Regions from separate parts of the Mus musculus genome. Here region 1 is linked to region 2. Evidence: chromatin loops called from intact Hi-C (ENCODE). Cell type or tissue: heart. All regions are shown on one strand.

What was found. A loop is a pair of places that touch in the nucleus more often than their neighbours do. Peaks named below come from ENCODE experiments on the same cell type or tissue, not always from the same donor. Only the 100,000 strongest peaks of a DNase experiment are listed, where the experiment ranks them.
Region 1: a loop joins it to region 2, with 2.3 times the contacts of the local background. A loop is called at or near these places in 11 of 42 quality-filtered maps.

What each region holds. Positions count from the first base shown.
Region 1 is chr11:88,861,861-88,866,860 of GRCm38, reverse strand. It overlaps Akap1 (A kinase (PRKA) anchor protein 1), which reads left to right and starts at 2,275. Exons shown (of 11, transcript NM_001042541.1): 1 at 2,275-2,464. All of the region lies in intron 3 of 4930556N13Rik (RIKEN cDNA 4930556N13 gene), which reads right to left. In heart, no CTCF peak of the experiment used is centred here; DNase peaks (open chromatin) are centred at 2,170 and 3,320; H3K4me3 peaks cover 3,133 bases; H3K27ac peaks cover 2,778 bases.
Region 2 is chr11:88,952,632-88,957,631 of GRCm38, reverse strand. It overlaps Scpep1 (serine carboxypeptidase 1), which reads left to right and starts at 2,190. Exons shown (of 13, transcript NM_029023.3): 1 at 2,190-2,338. The coding sequence starts at 2,263. In heart, a CTCF peak has its summit at 2,125 (motif pointing right); a DNase peak (open chromatin) is centred at 2,181; H3K4me3 peaks cover 1,416 bases; H3K27ac peaks cover 1,529 bases.

The sequences.
Region 1 (5,000 bases), 91 kb after region 2:
ACAACAAACAAACAAAAACAAAGTTAATGGGCCCCAACTAAACCAAACGCTGCTTGTCTACCAGTATTCTCAGTTCTCACAGTAACTCAAGCCAGTGGGATTGTCATTCTCTGTTGTTTTCTTTCTTTCTTTTTCTTTCTTTCTTTCTTTCTTTCTTTCTTTCTTTCTTTCTTTCTTTCTTTCTTTCTTCTTCCTTCCTTCCTTCCTTTTTAAAAAAAGATTTATTTATTTTATGTATGTGAGTACCCTGTAGCTGTATAGATGGTTGTGAGCCTTCATGTGGTTGTTAGGAATTGAGTTTTTAGGACCTCTGCTCGCTCGGTTCCTGCTTGCTTTGGCCCAAGGATTTATTTATTATTATACATAAGTACACTGTAGCTGACTTCAGATGTACCAGAATAGTTCGTCAGATCTCAGTACAGATGGTTGTGAGTCACCATGTGGTTGCTGGGATTTGAACTCAGGAATTTTGGAAGAGCAATCAGTACTCTTACCCACTGAGCCATTTCGCCAGTCTCTCTGTTGTCCTTTTCTTAACCACAACGTGAGTGAGCCTCCCTCTCCCTTTAACACCCGCCAGAGTCACTGAGTGATGGGTCATTAGTTCAGTATCTAGTCTCAAGTGAATTAATTGCGTCTTGTTTGTTCCCTTACGCCACAGTCAGTCACTAATCCACTATTATTTACAGAACAGGTATGGTGGGACTTAAATTTGGGTGGCGGGGTGGTGGTAGAGAGATGGTTCCGTGGCAAGAGCACCATCCAATTTTCCAGAGGACCAGAGTTCAGTCCCCAGCCTCCTGTGGAGGCTTTAAACTGGTCTGGAACTCCAGTTCAAGAGGCTCCAACATCCTCTTCTGGCCGTCACAAGCACCAGGGACCCGAATGATAAATATACATGTATGCAGCTAACACTCATATGCATAAAAATAATCTTTAAAAACAATTTGGGCTGTGTACTTTGAGATCTCAACTCTGTAGCCCAGGGTGCTTTGAAATTGTGGTAATCTTCCCTCAGCTTTCCAAGTGCTGGCTCAAGAAATAAATGAAGCCGGGCGTGGTGGCGCACGCCTTTAATCCCAGCACTTGGGAGGCAGAGGCAGGTGGATTTCTGAGTTCGAGGCCAGCCTGGTCTACAAAGTGAGTTCCAGGACAGCCAGGGCTGCACAGAGAAACCCTGTCTCGAAAAACCAAAAAAAAAAAAAAAAAAAAAAAAGAAAAAGAAATAAATGAGTTAGACAGTAGATACTCAAAATTATATTCAGTATGCATAGTCTCTTTTTAAAACTTAAAATTCACATTTGATCACCAGTGAAGATTTTTCCCAAGTAATGGTTGGTTCTTAGTATGGTACCTTTCCTATATTTCGTTCAAAAAATGTGCACTGAAAGTGCCCTGTAATGCCAACACTTAGGGAGGTGGAGGCAGGAGGATCAGGAGTTCAAGGTCAACCTAGAACTTCCCAGCTTGAGGCCGTGAGACATGAGACACAGTCTCAGAATATCAAAATAAATAAGCAAGTAAAGGAAAGTGCCTAGGTTTTAAGGATCAGAGCTGGGCTGGTTGGCAAGTGGAACCTCCGTCGGATACAATTATCTGCAGGTAGTTTGGTTTTCTCAAGTCGTTGGGGGAGGCAGTGACTCATGGTGACCATTTCTTCGAAGGCAAACTTTGCAAAACCCCAGATCATTTAGAGAAAAGCCCCTTCGACATCACTAAAGTTGCGAAAATGAGAAATCAACTTGCCCTTGAGGGCTACACAGTATCCACATTACTGATCAACCAATGGCCACCTATTATACTCGAAAAGCTATGCTATGCTCGCAAGGTTACGGGAAAGCCAGATTCCTAGGCAAGGGGAACAATGTAGCATCGTCCCTCACCAGCCTCAGCAACCTTTTCCAGGAGAGGCACCATCCCAAGGCAGGAACCTGCCTGACACCTCTCCCCGGAGAAGAAGCAGAGACCCCGTGCGAGCCAAGTTCATTGTGCCGAGCACTCAGACACCAGGAACCCACCCCAGCCCGAGTGTGGGACGTAGGGGCCATCTCCCATGCCCGCCGTGAATATTGTTACTCTCGCGAGAGCGCCAGCAAGGCGGGCCCGTACAGCTCCGGGATGTCAGCGGAGAGCTCCTGACCGCGCCCCTCTTGGCGCAGCTGGGAGAGAGGCGCGCGCAAGTCGGGGGAGGGAGCGGCCGATGGCGCGCACGCGCAGGAGAGCGAGCGGGCGAGGGGGGCACGCCAGGGAGCCGAGGGCGAGGGGCGGGGCCTTGCGTCGCGCCGCGGGCACGTCGTTGCGCGTCCTCAGTATTTAATGTCTCTGTGTTCGCCCGGCCTGGGCTAGCACGTGGGGGAGCGGCCGAAGCGCCGTGCAGCGCTGCGGGGCAGGGCCGCTGGACTAGGTGGGGGGCCAGGGGGCGGTGGCGGGAGGATTGAGTGCCTAGACGGTCGCCCAGGAGCAGGTAAGTGACGGCTGGCACGGGCACCCGCCCGCCGGGCCCGGAGAGAGAACGAGTTGGGGTGATGGGGAGCCTGGGGTGCAGGTGCAGGGTGCGACGCGCGCGCCAGGTACTCCGGGGACCGAGAGCCTTGTGCACCGCGCCTGCTGTCAAGCGGGCGGGTCTGTGCCTTGATGACCCGCGCGCCCCGCTGGTCTTTCCCGGTCCCAGGGCTGCTGCTGACAGATCGCGTGCGCTGAGCTCGGGGCGCTGCTTTAAGCCGCTGCTTTCCCCTCCCATCCCCCCTCACGTCACTGGCCTCTAGGATGGAGGTGAGGGCGCAATTCCCCGGGCGCTCCGGTGCGCCTCAACTTTCCCAATGCTGGCTCACCCTTCTGGGTAGCCTGCCCGAGCGCGTCCCAACCAAGGTCGTCTAGTCTCGCTAGCGTTTACTTTTCAAAGGTCGTGTGTACCCAGTTTACGCGTGGAGAGGAGGCACTGGGGCGGTCTCTGCCAAGGACCCAGTGCCCAAGGCGGGAGAGGAGGTCCTTGGGGACCCCTTCCCTTCCTAACTTTCTAACTGCTGGGCCCAGTTGACTCTGGGTTGGCCCGGCAGTGGTGGCAAACCGGAGCAGGAAGACACAATTCCTGGAGTTCAGTGCCGCGAATTATTGGAGCGGACTCTGCCGTTGTAGCGGGGAGAATGGGATGCAAGACAGGTCCCAAACCTTTTGGCGGTGGAGAGACCATAAGACCAATTAGGATCCGGAGGTCGTGAGCTTGGGTGTCCGAAGGGAATTAGAGTTTGTGGCCCCATAAGCATGTCCTAAGAGGTGGGAGACCTCTAGCTAGAGGTGCCCGCTGACTTCTTGCGGGGGTGGGGAGGTCCAGGGTCACGTGTCGCGCCCCACCTTTCTTTCCGTCCCAGGACAGTGATCTGGAGGGACTTTGCAGGGGTCATGGGGGGACTTTGCCAGGGTTATAGGTAAAAACCTGCGTAGAGAAGCCTCCATACGCGTAAAGGAGCCTACATTCTGGTGTCAACTACTGCTGTGTCCTATCTTTTCCTGTTTCCTTTCTCCGGGAGGGAAGGTGCTGATAGTCAGGGGCTGTGCAGAAGGGACCTCTGAGACGCCCTGTGCCTAACCGGACCTTTTCCCTCCGGGAAATGCCTCGAGCAACTAGTACCTTTCCACCCTTGGGCTGTGGTTAACACAAACCCGGTGGACTTCGCTCCAGGTGAGAGTGGAGGCTTCTCAAACCGGTAAGGTCGGGTGTATGTGTAGGGCAATTAGTAAGGTTTAAACTGCCTATCTTTCCGCTATTGAAGTCGAGGCTGCTTGGGGTTTAAATTTAACGCCTGCAGTGACAACAGGGTTGCTGGACCTAATGTAACCATCTCGGTTGGTGTGCTACCACCCTCTGTATCCGTGTGTTGCAATTACAATTGCTATTGCTTCGGGAAATCAATCTTACATGCTCATTTAACTGCAGAGTCCTTCCCAAATTAGTAACCGTGGGGTTTTTGGTTTTGTTTTAAACGCTTAACTTTAGAAAGCGAGGCTTAGAAAAGCGAGGCTTAGAGTCTACGGGCTTCCTACCCATTCCTCTCTTAAAGGCACAAAGCATCTATAAACTCTGTGAACGAGTTGCTCTCCTGCCAGAGTCTTCTCTGATTGGCATTTAAGTGTTTCACCTTCAGATTATTTAGGACTCTTTTAGAGCCCAAGGAACAAGTGAGATTATGTTTGGGGAGCTTTCTGGACTTGTTGTCGAGCCTTCTTTCGCTTCTAACCTGTTTTGTAGGTTCTGGGTAATTCCTGGGTGTAGTCTTGTGAAATAGAAAGAATGGCCTTGGGTTAGAGGACATTCTCCTACCCTAAGGGTGTATGCAAATCATTAAAGCTTCTGGTTAGGTTGTTAAATCAGAAGGCTTTGTTCTGTAGAGTGGGTCAGTAGCTATCCAACCCAGTGGGTGAGACCTGATGTAAATCTAGTGAGTTTGCCTCTACTTGGGGAGTTCTCCCATCTCCCAGCTAATTGTAGGAATTGCATTCACCCTTGGCCTCTGCTGGGTGACAGCAGAGATACAGGTATCAGTTGTCTGTTGCCTGCTCAGATGCTGGAAGTGATGTGTCTGAGCATCAATACTTTAAAACAATCTGTCTTGCTACCTGGTAACCCAGATTATATGTGGACCTGGGCCCCAGGCTGGTCATAGCTAGAGTTTGTGGAAGGTAGTTTTAGCTTCCAGTTTTCTTCTTCTCATCCTAAACATGGATGGAGATCATCATATTTAAGACTTGGGACTATTTGTAGCAGAGGATGGCCTAGTCGGTCATCAATGGGAGGAGAGGCCCTTGGTCCTGGGAAGGCTCTATGTCCCAATATAGGGGAATGCCAGGACAGGAATGGAAGTGGGTGGGTTGGGAAGCAGGGGGAGGGGGAGGGGATAGGGGATTTTCGGAGGGGAAACTAGGAAAGGGGATGACATTTGAAATGTAAATAAAGAAAATATCTAATAAAAAATGGAGTAATAATAAAAAAAAGACTTGGGACT
Region 2 (5,000 bases):
AAAACAAAAAAAACAAAAAGAACCCCAAATAAACAAACAAACAAAAAAGCTAATCTTTTCTATATTTTATTATGAAAAAATCCAAACATAGAAAATTTGAACTTTTTTGCTGCAAAACACTCTGTGGCTCATAGTCTACCACTAATATCAAACTACAATACTTTATTTTTATCTATTCATGTATTCATTCTTTCTCTTGAGATGGAGGTCTTGCTCTGCAGCCCAGGTTAGAGAAAAACCTCATGGAAATTCTTTAGCTGCAGGCTTCTGAGAACAAGGCACATAGTACAGCCTCTGGTGGTTAAGTGTGTTTGGCTCTGATCATAAAGAACATGGAAAGCTGGGCGTGGTGGCGCATGCCTTTAATCCCAGCACTCGGCAGGCAGAGGCAGGCGGATTTCTGAGTTCGAGGCCAGCCTGGTCTACAGAGTGAGTTCCAGGACAGCCAGGGCTATATAGAGAAACCCAGTCTTGAAAAAAAAAACAAAAAACAAAAAACAAAAACAAAACCAAAAAAAAGGCTAGATTTTTCAGGCATTTGGCCCCACTCATGTTGGAGCAGGAGAAAAGTAGACAGCAGACTCCCACTTCTCTGCAGCCCTGCCCTCAGTGGCAACGTAGGACACAGGATACGCACTACACTTTCTAGAAGCTATAAAATCTACAGGTTGCAAAGAAAAACATTTCTGCTGATGCATAGGAGGCATGGGGGAGGATAAAAACCTGAGTCAGGGACACATTCTTTGTTCTTGCTTTCTTTTGTGAGTTTGTTATCTTAAAACAAAGTTTGCAGAGACAAAAGTCACTTCCAGGTAGCTCTTGCTGTTGCTTGGCTCTGTGAGGTGACTCAGTACCCCTAAAATATTCCGTAAAATAAAAATTTATCTTCAGACAGACATATCATACACACACACCTCTGCAGTCCATGTTTTCTTCAAATTCCTCTCCACAAGCCCTTGATACCTTCTTTTAAATAACTGCTTTGAAGATAGTATATCACACACAGTGATGTTGACCATGCTATCAAGAGAGAAAAAGTCCACTTTTTTTTTGCTGTGTTTAAAATACATAACCAAAAGTTATAGGATCTATATAGTAATTTTTTATGAATTACTAGTATATTAATGACACATGTGATTTGATAATAATATTTTCGATTCACTTTATCTATGTGAGCGTTTTGCCTGCAGGCTTATATATGCATCATATGTATGCTTGAGGAAGTGCCAGATCCCCTGGATCATGAGATGTGGAGTTCTGAATCTGTACGCCACCATGTGGGTCTTGGGAACCAAACTTGGGTCCTTTGGAAGAGCAACAATGCCCTTAACCCCTGAGCCACCACTTCAAAGTAATGGGTTTCTGAAAATAGAATCTAGACTCTTTCTTTCTCTCTTCTTTTCTTTCTTTCTTTCTTTCTTTCTTTCTCTCTCTCTCTCTCTCTCTCTCTCTCTCTCTCTCTCTTTTTCTTTCTTTCTTTCTGTTTTTTTTTTTTTTTTTTTTTTTTTTTTTTTTTGAGACAGGGTTTCTCTGTGTAGCCCTGGCTGTCCTTGAACTCACTCTGTAAACCAGGCTGGCTTGGAACTCAGAAATCCACCTGACTTTGCCTCCCAAGAGCTGAAATTAAAGGTGTGCGCCACCACTGCCCAGCTCTAGTCTTAAAAGACCTGCTGGTTCGTGCTTTAATCTGACTTCATCTTTTCAGATGCAATTTTTTAAAATTCTAGGCCTGAGACTATGGAGATGGCTCAGTAATTTAAGAGCACTTGTTGGTTTTCCAGAGGACTCAAATTCAGTTCCCAGCATCTGCACCGGCCACTCAAAAAGCCCTGTAACCCTAGCTCCAGAGAAACCCACTCCTTCTGCATAAACCCACACATGTGGCATATACATTCATACACACATATGCACATAAAATAATAAAAACAAGTCTTAAAAGATAAAACATAAGCCTTTTGTCGGAGAAGACAAACACGGGCCGGGCTGAGGGGATGGTGGTTATCCAGTTGTAGTTTTCTCAATTCTTCCCTACTTAGTAACCAAGGTCAGATGACATATTAACTGCCTCCTTTGTAGCACCTCCCTCGAGAGCCCTTTGTAGGAGGTCCTGGGTGGGTCCGACCGGCAGAGGGAGCGCGGAATCCTTAGGAGTGTCAGGGCCCACTTAGGCTCCGCCCCTGACTCCGCCCAGTCCCCGCGCAAGCCGTCACGCGATGGCCTTTGGCTCCTGCCTGTTGCTGATGTTGCGGCGGGGTTTTCATCATGGAGCTCTCGCGGCGGATCTGTCTCGTGCGACTGTGGCTGCTGCTCCTATCGTTCTTACTGGGCTTCAGCGCGGGTAGGTTCGTGAGAAAGACGCACCAACGGTGGGTGCCTCCTTCTCGAATTTGTTGATGCGTTCGCGTTTTTCTTTTTCTTTTTTTTAAAACACATTTCTTTCTCCCGCTTCTTCCCTTGAGAAATTTATATTGTTTCTGAACCTCTTAATTTTTATTTGTGTCTTAATTCAAAGTGCCTTTTCCTGCCCCTTCCTGATGCAGGGTGATTCCTGGAGATGGAAGTGTTTGTACAGAAACGTATGGTTTCAGGAAATTGCTGATGAGTGAGACTTCACGGTCTAAAGGCCACCTCCCCTTTCTCCTGTGGTTAGCTGCCTAGTGACGTTTTAGGGTCATTTGATTGAGCTGAGATTGGAGGCCAAAGAGACCTCTACAAATCCTTGCTTTGAAACAAAGCCTGCCACCTCTGCTGGTTTAGAAGAGACAAAATATCAGCTGACTGCTCTGGCCTATTTTTGGGCAAAAAAGAATTTTGTTTTGTGGAATGACTTGCAAATTGGCACATTTTCTTTCTTTCTTTTCTTCTCGTTTTTTTCCTTTTTTTCTTTTTGTTTGTTTTTCCAGACAGGTTTTTTTCTGTGTAGCCTTGGCTGTCCTGGAACTCTCTCCATAGACTAGGCTGGCCTCGGACTCTTACCTACCAAGTGTCTGGATTAACTCTCACTTTATTAAAGGAAAAAAATATATTTTGTCTTGCCTCCATGTCTGTCTGTGTACTACTTGTATGCCTGGTGCTCTGAGAAGTCAGAAGAGGGCTTTGGATCTCAGGAAAGCGAAGGTACAGAAGTTGTGAGCTGCCATGTGAATTCTGGGAATTAAACCCAGGTCCTCTGGAAGAGCAAGACAGTGAGAAAGTGATCTTACCAGCTGAGCCATCTTTCCAGCCTTTTAATTTAATTTCTTTCTTTCTTTCTTTCTTTTTTAATTTGTTTTGTGAGTGTCAAAGGGTGTGTGTGTGTGTGTGTAGTCAGAGGACAACACGGAGAAGTCAGTTTTTCTATGATGTAGCTCCCTGTGACTGAACTAAGGGTGCCAGGCTTGGTGGCCACTGTCTTTTATCTCCTGAGTCATCTCACCACCCCTGATTTTCAGTCTTTTTTTTTTTTTCAAAGATTTATTTATTTTATGTATATGAGTACACTGTAGCTGTGCAGATAGTTGTGAGCCATCGTGTGGTTGTTGGGAATTGAACTCAGGACCTCTGCTCGCTCCATCCAGCCCTGTTCACCCCATCCCAAAGATTTATTTATTATTATATGTAAGTACACTGTAGCTGTCTTTAGACACGCCAGAAGAGGGTGTCAGATCTCATTACAGATGGTTGTGAGCCATCACTTTCAGCACTTGGGACTTGAACTCAGGACCTCTGGAAGAGCAGTCAGTGCGCTTAACCACTGAGCCACCTCTTCAGCCCCACCCCTTATGTTTTAACAGGAGTTTGTACCAGGGAAGGGAGAAAAACACCAGGGTTTACATTATGAGGGACTTGAGCCTTATCAGTCATTTCCAAGGGAACTCTAATTTCATGTTATTTTATAGATACAGCCACACCCGTAATTTTTCAGCCTGTTTTTCCTTAGATGCATCCCCACCCTGACATTGCGTACATGTGTGCATGTGTGTGTGTGTGTGTATAGATATGGAGGTCAGAAGAGAACCCCATGTGTTGACCCTCAGGAATTATCTACCTTCTTTTTTGAAAGACAATAATTTTCTCTGGTCTGCAACACCAAGTAGGCCAGACTGGCTGACCAGAAAGCCCCAGAATTCCCCTGCCTCCAGCCCTGGGATATTGAGCACAAACACAGCTAGAGATGGAGCTATGGCCTGTATGCCTCCGAGGTGAACACTCTATTGTCTGACCTGTTTTCTCAGTTTCACTCTTTGGTTTTCTTAATCTTCTTTCTCCTTCTATTTTTTTTTTCCATAAGTATTTTTTTTTTAAGATAGGGTTTCTTGTCCCCCCAGCTGGCCTGAAACTCACTGTGTGCTGAGGCTGGACGTGGACTCCTGATCCTCACTCCCTAGTCCCACGCTCACCCACCCCACTCCCCATGCCATCCACACACTTTGGCTGGGACTTGAACCCAGGGCTTGGCACAAGTCAGGCCAGATTCCACACCTGAGCTTTGCTCTCAGCCATTTTCTTTTACTGCTGGTCTTACTGTGTTGTGTTGTGTTGTGTTGTGATGTGTGTGTGTGTTAGTTGTGTGGTTTTATTTATTTATTTTTTATATGTAAGTACACTGTAGCTGTCTTCAGACACACCAGAAGAGGTAGTCAGATCTCGTTATGGATGGTTGTGAGCCACCATGTGGTTGGGATTTGAACTCAGGACCTTTGGAAGAGCAGTCTTACCTGCTGAGCCATCTCACCAGCCCCTAGTTGTGTGGTTTTGATATAGGGTCTCTCTATATAGCCCTGGCAGACCTATAACTCACTTCATAGACCGAACTGGCCCCACTGAACTCACAGATATCCATTTGCCTCTGCTTCTTAAGTTCTGGGATTAGAGAGGTGCACAAACACGCCCTACTGACTTCTCTTTGTGTGTATATCTTTCTTTTCCTTATGAGCACAATATACTGAGGTAGATGGATTACCTAAAGCATCAAGCACTGTCTGAATGGCCTGAGTGGCCATCTCCAACCTCCCCACGTG